Regions from separate parts of the Homo sapiens genome. Here region 2 is linked to region 1. The links are chromatin contacts, found by Hi-C in ENCODE. All regions are on one chromosome and are shown on one strand. The core of a region is the stretch at or near the end of the contact, and the rest is flanking DNA. Distances in the headings are between cores, read along the strand shown.

Region 1 (5,669 bases), core at 2,253-4,752:
TGACCAGCAAGTAGTCTAACATTCTCTCTCTTATGATGATAATTTTTTCCCCTAAGTTTTTGAGTATTTTTTTTTCCTCAAAAAGTAAATACTTTTATTTGGAATATTCACCTCCATGAAAATAATTTTCTCTTCTCAGGTTGTTTTCATTTTAAGCATACTTCTTTAACTGTATTTTTATTCTTAAAAAAATTTCGAGCAAGTCTGCTTTTCAAACGAAAGGGCATGTCTTATGATGCTTCTTTAGCCAACTCTATTTTAATAGGTTTGTAAATTCCAAGTGATGCTTACTTAAATTTCTTTTTGCTTTAATTTGCCAGATGTATATACAAATGAAAACTTTTGAGAGAAGAGCCTTCAGGGAAGAGACTGTTTTATGAGCTCTCTTAACTATGACTTAAGTGAAATAAGGGAAGCAGAATGGTTAGCCTCCCTTTTTCTTCTTTCCCCTCTTTCCTTAGTTAAGAAGGCATTACGATTTTCACTGTGTAGACTGACATCTTAAACAGTGGAACAGGGGAGTGTCTATTGTAGTGATTCTCAATTTTTGGTGTGCCCAAGGCCACCTGGGCAACTTTTTAAAGCTCTAGGGCTGTATCCCTCAGCAAGTCTGATTCAGTAGGTCTGGTGGGGCCCATAGTTTACATTTTAATTAAGTTTCTCTAGTGATTCTGATACAGTGGCTTCAGCGTACACTTTGAGAATTACTGCTGTGGTCTTGTGCAGGAGTACAATCCTAGTACCATTTTCAGACCCCACATATCTCCTACATGTTAGCTCTCTTACTGGAATAATAGTTTCAGGAGGTGCGTCTGTTCAAAGAATAAGGAAGATAGAGGAATAATAGGTTATTCTTTTTTTCTCTCTCACTTTTTTTTTTTTTTAAGAGACAGCTGCTTACTCTGTCACTGAGACTGGATTACAGCAGCACAGTCATAGTTCATTGCAGCCTCAAAGTCTTCTAGATTCAAGCCATCCTCCTGCCTCAGTCTCCTGAGTAGCTGGGACTACAAGTGTACCACCACACCCAGCTAATTTTTTTTTTTTTTTTTTTGAGACAAAGTTTCACTCTTGTTGCCCAGGCTGGAGTGCAGTGGTGCGATCTGGGCTCACCGTAACCTCAGCCTCCTGAGTTCAAGCGATTCTCCTGCCTCAGCCTCCTGAGTAGTTGGGATTACAGGCATGTGCTACCACTCCCGGCTAACTTTTTGTATTTTTAGTAGAGACAGGGTTTCTCCATGCTGGTCAGGCTGGTCTCGAACTCCCAACCTCAGGGGATCTGCCCACCTTAGCCTCCCAAAGTGCAGAGATTACAGATGTGAGCCACCGCACCTGGCCCCTCGCTAATTTTTTGAAATTTTTTTGTAGAGACAGGATCTTGCTTTGTTGTCCAGGCTTGTCTTGAACTCTTGGCCTCAAGTGATCCTGTGGCCTCAGCCTCCCAAAGTATGCTGGTATTACAGGTGTGAGCCACGATGCTTGCCTGATACGACATTCTAATATGGTTTTTAATCCCTCTGGCAATTACAGAATTCAAGGCGTCCACACAAGATCAGTAGCACTGTGACTCCTTGTAACCTTTTCAGCTCTGATTAGTGTGGGCATGGGATTCAGTGGTAGAATCATGCCCCCTTGCTCCCATAGGCATTCACCAGGACTTATGACTCCTCATTTCTTCTGTCTTCATTTTCCTGCTATTGGCTGGGACTTCATTAGAGTTGCACTTGGCTCTTACTGGGCGAACATCATTTAGTAGAGGAAAAACCAGAGAACTACTCCTTCCTGTGTGTATACCATTGTATTACTGACTTGGTAGACAGTACATTTTTGATACTTAGAAAGTTCCTAGTTCTTTTGGACAAATCTGAAGAGCAGTCAGTGTGGATCTTTATGGACTTTATACTCTGACTGCTGTCCACATTTCTCAACTGAAGAGGGGTTCTCCCTCCAATACCTTTCCCTGACCATGCTCCACATTCTCATCGGAGAAGGGGCTGCCTCCCCGTACCTTTCCCCGACTGTGCCGCTGACATATCATTCATGTACTGTTTTGCAGTTGTGCTAGGTGACTAGACAGTTACCTTTTCTTTCCATAACTTGCCTGTAAACCATTACTTTCAATCCATGTGAATAATTTCATGACTAGCTAGTGAGTTTATATTAATATTTAAAAGTAACTGCAAGTTACCTATCTTTAAAAGCCTTCTTTGCACTGTAACTGTACATACCAAATTACCCCTCTTATCTTGGTATTATAGTTGAAGGAAAGCTCTGTGAAGGCAGGCATTTTTCATCTATTTTGCTAATGGCTGTATTCCCCCAACCTGCTTTGTTGCTGGCATTTTGCTGAAAGAATCATAAGGTTTTATTACATTTATACTGAAAGTGCTGCATGAGATAATCATTTTTAAAACTAAGGAGTCTTTCTCCCCACCCTCCATTAAACTATAACTAACCTGTTTAGTCTTCCAGGTTGCATATTCTTCTATAAGAAGATTGTGATGTATGTATTATTTCGTAAATTGGATTTTTATGCTAACCACTGTTATTTTCTTAAAGGCAAATGTTCTCTAGTTACCCAACTACCACTGTACTTCCCACACGTCGGGCACAGACTCCTCCAATATCTTCGTTACCAACCTCTCCTTCTGATGAAGTAGGAAGGAGGCAAAGTTTAACTTCTCCTGATTCCCAGTCAGCAAGGCCAGCTAACCGCACAGGTGCGTGTGCTGATATGCACTATGATATCCAAAGTTGGCATTCCAGATGTGTGGGACTTTATTATGTGGGCATTGTGTTTTGTCTTCACAGAAGGTAAAACAGTGATTTTAATGAAGGGGAACTGCCCCATTAAACTGAGCTATGATCTTCATGTTGAAGCTGTGGATTGAATTATGGCCATTTCGGAGAGAAATAATGTGCTGTACATTAGTCATATCAGCTCTTCATTTTTCCCAATATAGCCATTTTTAGTGTTGTAAGTTTCCCTTTAAGTACTGCTTTAGCTGCAACCCACACATTTTGAAATGCTGTGTTTTCATTTTCATTTAAAGTACTTTCTAATTTGCCTTTGATGTCTTCTTTGCCCTCTGGACTATTTGGAAGTATGTTATTTAGTTTTCAAATATTTGGGGGATTTTCTAGATATCGTTTTGTTACTGCTTTCTAATTTTATTATTGTCAGAGAACATATCTTGTATAATTTGAATCACTTTAAATTTATTGAGACTTGTCTTACAGCCTAGAATATCATCTGTTTTGGTAAATATTCCAAGTGCACTTGGAAAATACGTGTATTGTGCTGTTGTTGAGTGTTCTATAAATTGTTTAGCAGGCTCAAATTGGTTGATACTGTTGTCCAAGTCTTCTTTATCCTTTCTGGTTTTTTTGTCTACTTGTTCTGTCTATTATTGAGAGAGTGTTGTTGAAATCTGTGACGATAATAGTGGATTTTTCTATTTCCTGTTTTCAGTTTCTGTTTCATATATTTTAAAGCTCTGTCTTTAGGTTCATAAACATTTAGGATTCTTACGTTCTTTTAATGAATAGACCTTCTGTTATTATGAAATGCCTTTATCCTTGGTGATATTTTTTTGCCCTGAAATCTGCTTTCTCTGATGTTATAGCCACTCCTGCTTTTTAAAAATTGTTAGGATGGTTTGTCTTTACTCATCATTTTACTTTTCATCCATTTGTGTCTCTATATTTAAAATGGGTAAAGGCAGCATGTTGTAGTAGTTAGGTCTTGCTTTGTTTGTTTGTTTGTTTGTTTTTAGAGACAGCCTCTTGCTCTGTCACCCGGGCTGGAGTGACCTTGGGTCACTGTAGCCTCAACCTCTTGGGCTCAAGCAGTTCTCCCACCTCAGCTTCCCAAGTAGCTGGGACTACAGGTGCATGCCACCACACCCAGCTAATTTCTGTAATTTTTTGTAGAGACAGGGTCGTACCATGTTGCCCAGGCTGGTCTCAAACTCCTGACCTCAAGGGAATCTTGCTTTTTTTAATCCAATCTGATATTCTCTACCTTTTAATTGGGGTGTGTATGCCTTTTACATTTAATGTGATCATTGATATGGTTGGTTTTAAATCCACCTTCTTTCTATTTTGTTCCACCTGTTTTTTGTTCTCTTTTGAATTAATTAACTTTCTTTGAATTAAATAAGTTTTATTATTCCATTTTACCTCCTTTGTTGGCTTATTAGCTATACAGTTGACCCTTGAACATTGCAGGGATTGCAGCACCAACCCCCTGAACAGTTGAAAATCTGTATATAACTTTTGACTCCATAAAGATGAGAAGATATATTTACTATTCATTAAGTGGAAGTGGATCATCATAAAAGTCTTCATTATAGTCATATTCCCGTTGAGTAGGCTAGGAAAAGGAGGGACTAGTCTTGCTCTCCCAGGAGTGGCAGAGGCAGAAGAAAATCCACATGTAAGTGGACCCGAGCAGTACAAACCCATGTTGTTCAAGAGTCAACTGTACTTCGTTTTATATTTTTAGAGATTACCTTCTGGTTTATAGTATATGTCTTTAATTATCAGAGTCTACCTTAAGGTGATATTGTACCACTTCATATGTAGTTAAAGTAATAATTTTACAACAGGATGATTTTATTTTCCTTTTCTCATCATTTATACTTTTGTTTTCATACATTTCACTTTTACACATAAGCTCCATAATAAATTATTATTTGTTTTGGATAGTTTTTATAGCTATATCTTCTAATTCATTCATCTTTTCTTCTGCAGTGTCTAATGTTCTGTTAATGTCCAGTGTATTTTTCTATTCAGACACTATAGTTTTCATCAGTAGACATTTGATTTGTTTTTTTTTAATCTCATCTTCCGTGTTTATTTCACATGCTCAATCTTTCCTCTAACTTACTGAATACATGGAATAATAGTTGATTCTCATTATTAGCAATAGTTATGTTCTAAAAGGTTATTATGAACACTGAATTAGCAAATACTGAACCATTGCTCCTAGGAGAAATACAGGGTTAAGTTCCTGTGAACTTCTAGTTACATTTCCATCATCTGATCAGTATGCTGTATAATCTTGTTTTGTGCATCTTTCTGTTTAAAGATACCACATTTAATACATACTGTTTATTCACTAACATTGAGCTTATGGCCACCAACACTATAGCTCATCATGAATGAAGCTTATCTAACATATGTATTTTCTTCATAAGGCACATTACAGCATCCTTGTGCTTAGAAACACTAGACAGCACTTTAGCACTATGCTTGGGGCCATTTTAATCAGGGAAATCACCGACCAAAAGCATAAAAATGCGAAGAATGTAGCACTAAATAGACTATGAAAAGGACACTTGTTTTTCACATGAGAGCTGAAACATGAAGGCAGAGCATCACCTTGTTGGACCTCAGCTGTGAACACATATGTTGAGGGACTAAACTTTTTAGTCCCTCTGCATATGTCACAAATGACTACAAAAGTACATGAGTATTGATTTTGAGATTACAAATAAATTTTATTGAGTATACAGATTTACAAATATGGAACTTGGATGAGGAGTGGGTTATTTACATACTCTTATAGTACCTCTACACAAATCTTTACAAAGTATAACATAAATGGATGTTAGTAAAACTGGGATTACAGGTGTGAGCCACAGTGCCCAGCCACATATTCTGAG
Region 2 (5,669 bases), core at 1,554-4,053, 390 kb after region 1:
TCTGTCACCCTCCCTTGTACCTTCCACTCTGTAGAACCTAAACTACACTCATCCTTCAGAGTCCACTTCAGGCAGCGATTTGTTAAAGAAGCTGCCTACCAATGGTTGGTAATCACTAATCTCTCCTTATTCTTAAATCCTATAATACTGATGGTCTGAACTCTCACGAGTATTTAATCATATGATCTTCTGATTCTAAAACGTTTTACATATTTGTTTTATATCACCAATAAGGCTTCAAGGGAGAAAGTGATCTGATACTTTCGTTGTATCTTGCAGAATAAAATGCTACCCTCAGAACAGGACATAAATGAACCCTTGAATGAAAGAACAGAATACTGCTCAAGAGAAAATAATCTTCAGCCGAGCATGGTGGCTCAGCACTTTGGGAGGCCAAGGCAGGAGGATCACTTGCATCCAGGAGTTCGAGACCAGCCTGGACCACACAGCAAGATCCTGTCTCTATTAAAAATAAAATAAAATAAAGAAGTGATCTTCAGAGTGATCTTATGCATCCTTCTGTTGTGGCCAATTTATAAGCTTACCATGAGTGCCATGCAGATTTGTTAGGAATGCTGGTGTGGCTGGTCAATTCTACTAGCATCACTATTACCAATTCTTGTTGGTGAGAAAACTCTGCAATAATGTAAGATCCTGACTCAAAGAATATTTAAATTATATTTACTATAAAGTATATTTATTAAGGCAACAAAAGAACCAAAACATTTTAAAAATGATTTTTTAGCAAATGTTGAAACAAGACAGGTTAACTCTAAGAATAGACAATTAAATTAACCAGAACATACTTACTTTCTGGGCATTGTGTTACTTTAAATTTCAGGGTATGGGTATTCATTATAGTCAGCTTATTCTTTACATAAATATAAATATCATTGATTACATTAAATTAAGGCAATGTAGAATTCAACCAAAATAGGGATAAGCCTAGTGAAGGGAGTGCTTTTCTAGACTCAAAAGAAACAATCTGCCATTTTGGTGCTCTCCATCTGGAAGCATTTGGTAGTGAGGACATGAGCCAGAAATTTAAGTGACCATCTTCTTTCTCTGAAGCAGTAACCAACTAAAATGTCCAATTTTCCTAAAAATAAACTTACCTCTCATAGTGATACCGTTAAAAGTGAATTAAAGCTTATGGGACACATATATAGTAAAAATCTCTGTCAACAAATATATCAATATAGTAGAATCAAAAAATGTGGGAAGATTTCTGTTTTCTATAAATTCCTCGATAATAAATAAAAGACTTGTATCCATGTGGACACAAAGAAGGGAAAAACAGGCCTAGTTGAGACTAGAGTGGGAGGAGGGAGAGGATCACAATTTACCCAGGTAACAAACCTGCATGTGTACCCTTGAACGTAAAAGTTAATAAAATAAAATACAGTTATCTGTTGCATAGCAACATTTCAGTCAACAATGGACTGCACATATGATGGTAGTCATTATTATAATGGAGCTAAAAAATCCCTATTGCCTAGTGACGTCATAATGTTGTAGCATAATGCATCACCCCCCGTGTTTGTGGTGATGTTGGTGTAAACAAACCTAGTGCAATGCCAGTCATATAAAAGCACAGCACATATTGGCCAGGCGCAGTGGCCCACGCCTATAATCTCAGCATTTTGGGAAGTCAAGGCAAACAAGTCACTTGAGCGCAGGAGTTTGAGACCAGGTTGGGCAACATGGTGAATCCCCATCTCTACAGAAAATACAAAAATGAGCCGGGTGTGGTGGTGTGTGCCCATAGTCCCAGCTACCTGGGAGGCTGAGGTGGGAGGATGGCTTGAGCCAAGGAGGTGGAGGCTGCAGTGAGCTGAGATTGCACCACTGCACTCTAGCCTGGGCAACAGAGAGGCCCTGTCTCAAAAAAAAAAAAAAAGCAAAGCACATACAATTATGTACAGTATATAATACTTCATAATGATAATAAACAACTGTTAATAGTTTTTATAAAAAACAACAACAAAGTTAAAAGACTTACACTTCTCCATTTCAAAACTTACTACAAAAGTAAAATATTCAAGATCATCTTATACTGGTGTAAGGGCAGACACACAGATTAACAGAATAAAATTGACAGTCCAGCAATAAACTGTAAATACAGTCAACCGATTTTCAACAAGAGTGCAAGATGATTCAATGAGGAAAGAGAGATGGTCTTTTAATAAATGGTGACAGAACAACTAGATAATCACATACAAAAGAATGAAGGTGGACCATTACCTTACACCATATATAAAAACTAAAAATGAGTGAAAAGTCCAGCTATCAGAGCTAAAACTATAAAACTGTCAGAAGAATACATAGGTGCCAGTCTTCATGACCGTGGGTTGGGTAATGGTTTCTCAAATACATACACCTAAACCACAAGCAACTAAAGAAAAAGTAAACAGATGAACCTCACCAAAATTAAAAACTTTGATGCTACAAAGGACACTATCAAGAAAGTGAAGAGACAACACAGATGGGAGAAAATATTTGCAAATCATATTTGAAAAAGGACTTATATCTACAGAACTCTTACAACTCAATAATAAAAAGACAAATAATCAATTTAAGAGATAAATTGTCTGGGCATGGTGGCTCACACCTGTAATACCAGCATTTTGGGTGGCTGAGGTGGGCGGGTCGCTTGAGCTCAGGAGTTTGAGACCAGCCTGGGCAACATAAGGAGCCTATGTCTCTACCAAAAAAATACAAGTTAGCTGGGTGTGGTGGCACGCACTTATAGTCTTAGCTACTCAGGAGGCTGAGGGTGGGAGGATTGCTTGAGCCCCGGAGGCGGAAGTTGCAGTGAGCCATGATTGCGCCACTGCACTCTAGCCTGGGTGACAGAGCGAGACTGTGTCAATCAGTGAATCAATCAAAGATTTTAGCTATTTGATACAACAAAGTACTACTATCACAAATATATTAAATAAATAAACTAAAAAGTTTAATAAGCTTCCTAATTCTACGTTATGGAAGTACGTGGGAGGAAAACTAACAGCACTAAGAGTTCTCAATGTCAACATCAGGAAGTGAGAAAGTACAAAACATCATCAGTTTCTGGGTTCACGTCCATCTTACTGAAGTGGAAAATTCTTTGTTTGCATTTATTATTATGTTCCCAAGAACAAAAAAAGAAACAATTCAAATTTCAAAAATATAAATTTTGAAAAACTACTGCTAAATCACACCATCTTTCTCATTTGTTCTATCCTTTTTCGAATGTGTGTGTGAGAGAGAGAAAGGAGTATGAATACAAGTTAAATACGCCATTTTCAGAATTTTTAAAAATAGACACGCTGCTTAAAAGTTGTAGCAATGGTTATCTTAATGTTTTTTCTATAAATGGAAGATTTTCTAAAATTACAAAATATTTATGGTATCAACCTTTTAAGACAAAATTGAATTAAATTACAAAAGTTTCCATCCAAACAGAAAAAATCCTAATGTCTGTTTTAGGCAACATACAGGAGTTTCAAGCAACATACAGGAGTTTCAAGCAACATAGAGTTGTCTAAACTGTATGTTTTTGGCAAAATATGATTATATTTTAAGCAACATAACTTGGATTTTAAAAAAATTACTGCAGAAAGGGCTACCACACATGCCAATTTCTCTTTATGCAAGGCTCTGCCAGGCTGAAAGTTACTATTCATTCATGTAAGAACAAGATTAGTAAGATTAAGTGATTAAGGTCTAACTCATGAAATAAAACTATTATTTATTATTAGATTGCAATGAATATTTTGATCCAATTCCATATATTTATAAAAACTGGTATAAACTCTCCACATTTTAATCTTGGCACCAAATTCTGATAGCAAAAGTCTGAGGTAGCACTTTAAATTTAAAAGTTCAAGACCTACTTTGGCAGTGGAGATAAAGTATTGATTAAACCAAACTCCCTATATTTGAATGCAATATAGAATAAGAGAGCAATGTAAATGTATCCATATAAATGTCAGTCATAAATAAAGCATTATAATAATTCTTAAATTGTTTTAATACATCTACATAACATTTAACATTTCTCAAATTTGCTGGGAAAATTTTGAATATTCTAAAGGCTCGTAAAAGATGATTTTTGCAAATGCAAACAAACGTACCTGCTAGTACAAGTCTGTCCTACCATTTGCAAATTTCCAAAGGTCCTTTCAGAAAAGCACACATGGTTTCCCTAGGAACCTAAAGAGGCTTCTCTGAACTTCCTGGCATTCGAGCCTACAGACTGACAGCTTTAATTTCTTCCTCATGTGGTCCTACTCCTTTCCTGCCCTCATTAAAAAAGTGGACACTTGCTCCTCAGTGTAAAAAGAAAATTTTAAAAATTAAAATTAAAAAAAAAAAAAGAGGAACAATAATGTGGATCTATGTTCAGCTACAGTCCTTTGGAGCCCTAAGTTAGTGCCAGGAAAATGTTGCCATTTCAGGTGGAAACCATGAAGATGCAAGGCAGTGAAGAACAGCCCATACTCATTTTGTCACGCTGATAATTCAGGTTTTAGAACATACAAGTCCTAAACTTTAAATTCTGTATTAGAAATTGTGTTTTTTTTTGTTTTTTTTTTTTTTTTTCAAAATTAGACCCATGGCATGAAAATGCATATGGGCCAATGATGTCACTGACAGGAAAACCCAGTGCAATGTGAGGCTGAGCTGTGAAGAGTACAGTGCCCAGTCAGGGGTACTACTTAGTCTGCACTGCAGAATACCATGCTGGGTTCTGAGCACAGGCAAAAACCAGGCGCTGACAAAAAGGGTCATGTCCACTGACCAAAAAGAACAAACAGCCTTTCTTTTGGAAAGGTTTGGAAGCCACAACCATGCCTGTTGAGGTCCAGGTGAAGAAATGAGGACTGTTCATTCTTGAAAGGGAGATAATTATAACCATGCAGCAGAGACTTCATTTACCTGGTACTTGAGTAAGGCAGCGGTCAGAAGGGAGTTTTTGTTTTTGCTTGTTTGTTTTTTTTTTAGACAGGGTCTGGCTCTGTCTCCCAGAATGGAGCACAGTGGTGCAATCACGGCTCACTGCAACCTCCGCCTCCTAGATTCAAGTGATCCTCCCACCTCAACCTCCCGAGGAGCTGGGACCACTATGCCCAGTTAATTTTTGTATTTGTTGTAGAGACAGGGTTTTGCCATGTTGCCCAGGCTAGTCTCGAAATCCTCAGCTCAAGCAATTGGCCTACCTTGCTTTCCCAAAATGTCAGGGTTACAGGCATGAGCCACCAAGCCCAGCAGAGGTAGATGTGGTTACCTTAATGATATTCTACAGTTAAAGCTTAAAATTGTAGAATGGTAGTAACTGCCACATACCAGAAACATTCAAACACAGCTAGATGTCCATCTGTTAGGGATGTTGTATTACCATGGAAATTTCAGTGTTACCTTTGATATTTATTTATTCCCATGTAATATTTCCAGGTACTAATGGGAATTTCATTTTTGAAACTTTTCTAAGATATGATTTTTGCTTCTAAGCAATGGCTTCCTGGATTTCAATTCCTAATTTAAATTCCTTCATTACGAAAAGGGAATTCAGTATCTGGTATTAAAAGCAAAGAGTAACAAATACAGAAAACCTAGCATATTGGCAAGAACAAGTTAACAGAAGCCTATGAAAAGAGTTGTTGTTGAGGTTCCTCTTGGTTATATCC

What was found. A loop is a pair of places that touch in the nucleus more often than their neighbours do. Pooled maps may share reads with other maps.
Region 2: a map with no recorded cell type shows a loop between it and region 1 (13-fold over the local background). The contact joins two enhancer-like sites. A Hi-C loop is called at or near these places in 1 of 168 maps with a recorded cell type or tissue (naive thymus-derived CD4-positive, alpha-beta T cell), 1 of 37 single-sample maps with no recorded cell type and 3 of 50 pooled maps.

What each region holds. Positions count from the first base shown.
Region 1 is chr15:63,666,589-63,672,257 of GRCh38, reverse strand. It overlaps HERC1 (HECT and RLD domain containing E3 ubiquitin protein ligase family member 1), which reads left to right. Exons shown (of 78, transcript NM_003922.4): 40 at 2,560-2,720. Among named protein-coding and RNA genes, the nearest start is that of USP3-AS1, 69 kb to the right of the region's middle. Within about 2 kb of position 3,502, at least 4 of the 41 ENCODE cell types and tissues checked have a DNase peak (open chromatin) inside an H3K27ac peak, as active enhancers do.
Region 2 is chr15:63,280,450-63,286,118 of GRCh38, reverse strand. All of the region lies in intron 2 of APH1B (aph-1B gamma-secretase subunit), which reads right to left. Among named protein-coding and RNA genes, the nearest start is that of APH1B, 5.7 kb to the right of the region's middle. Within about 2 kb of position 2,803, at least 6 of the 41 ENCODE cell types and tissues checked have a DNase peak (open chromatin) inside an H3K27ac peak, as active enhancers do.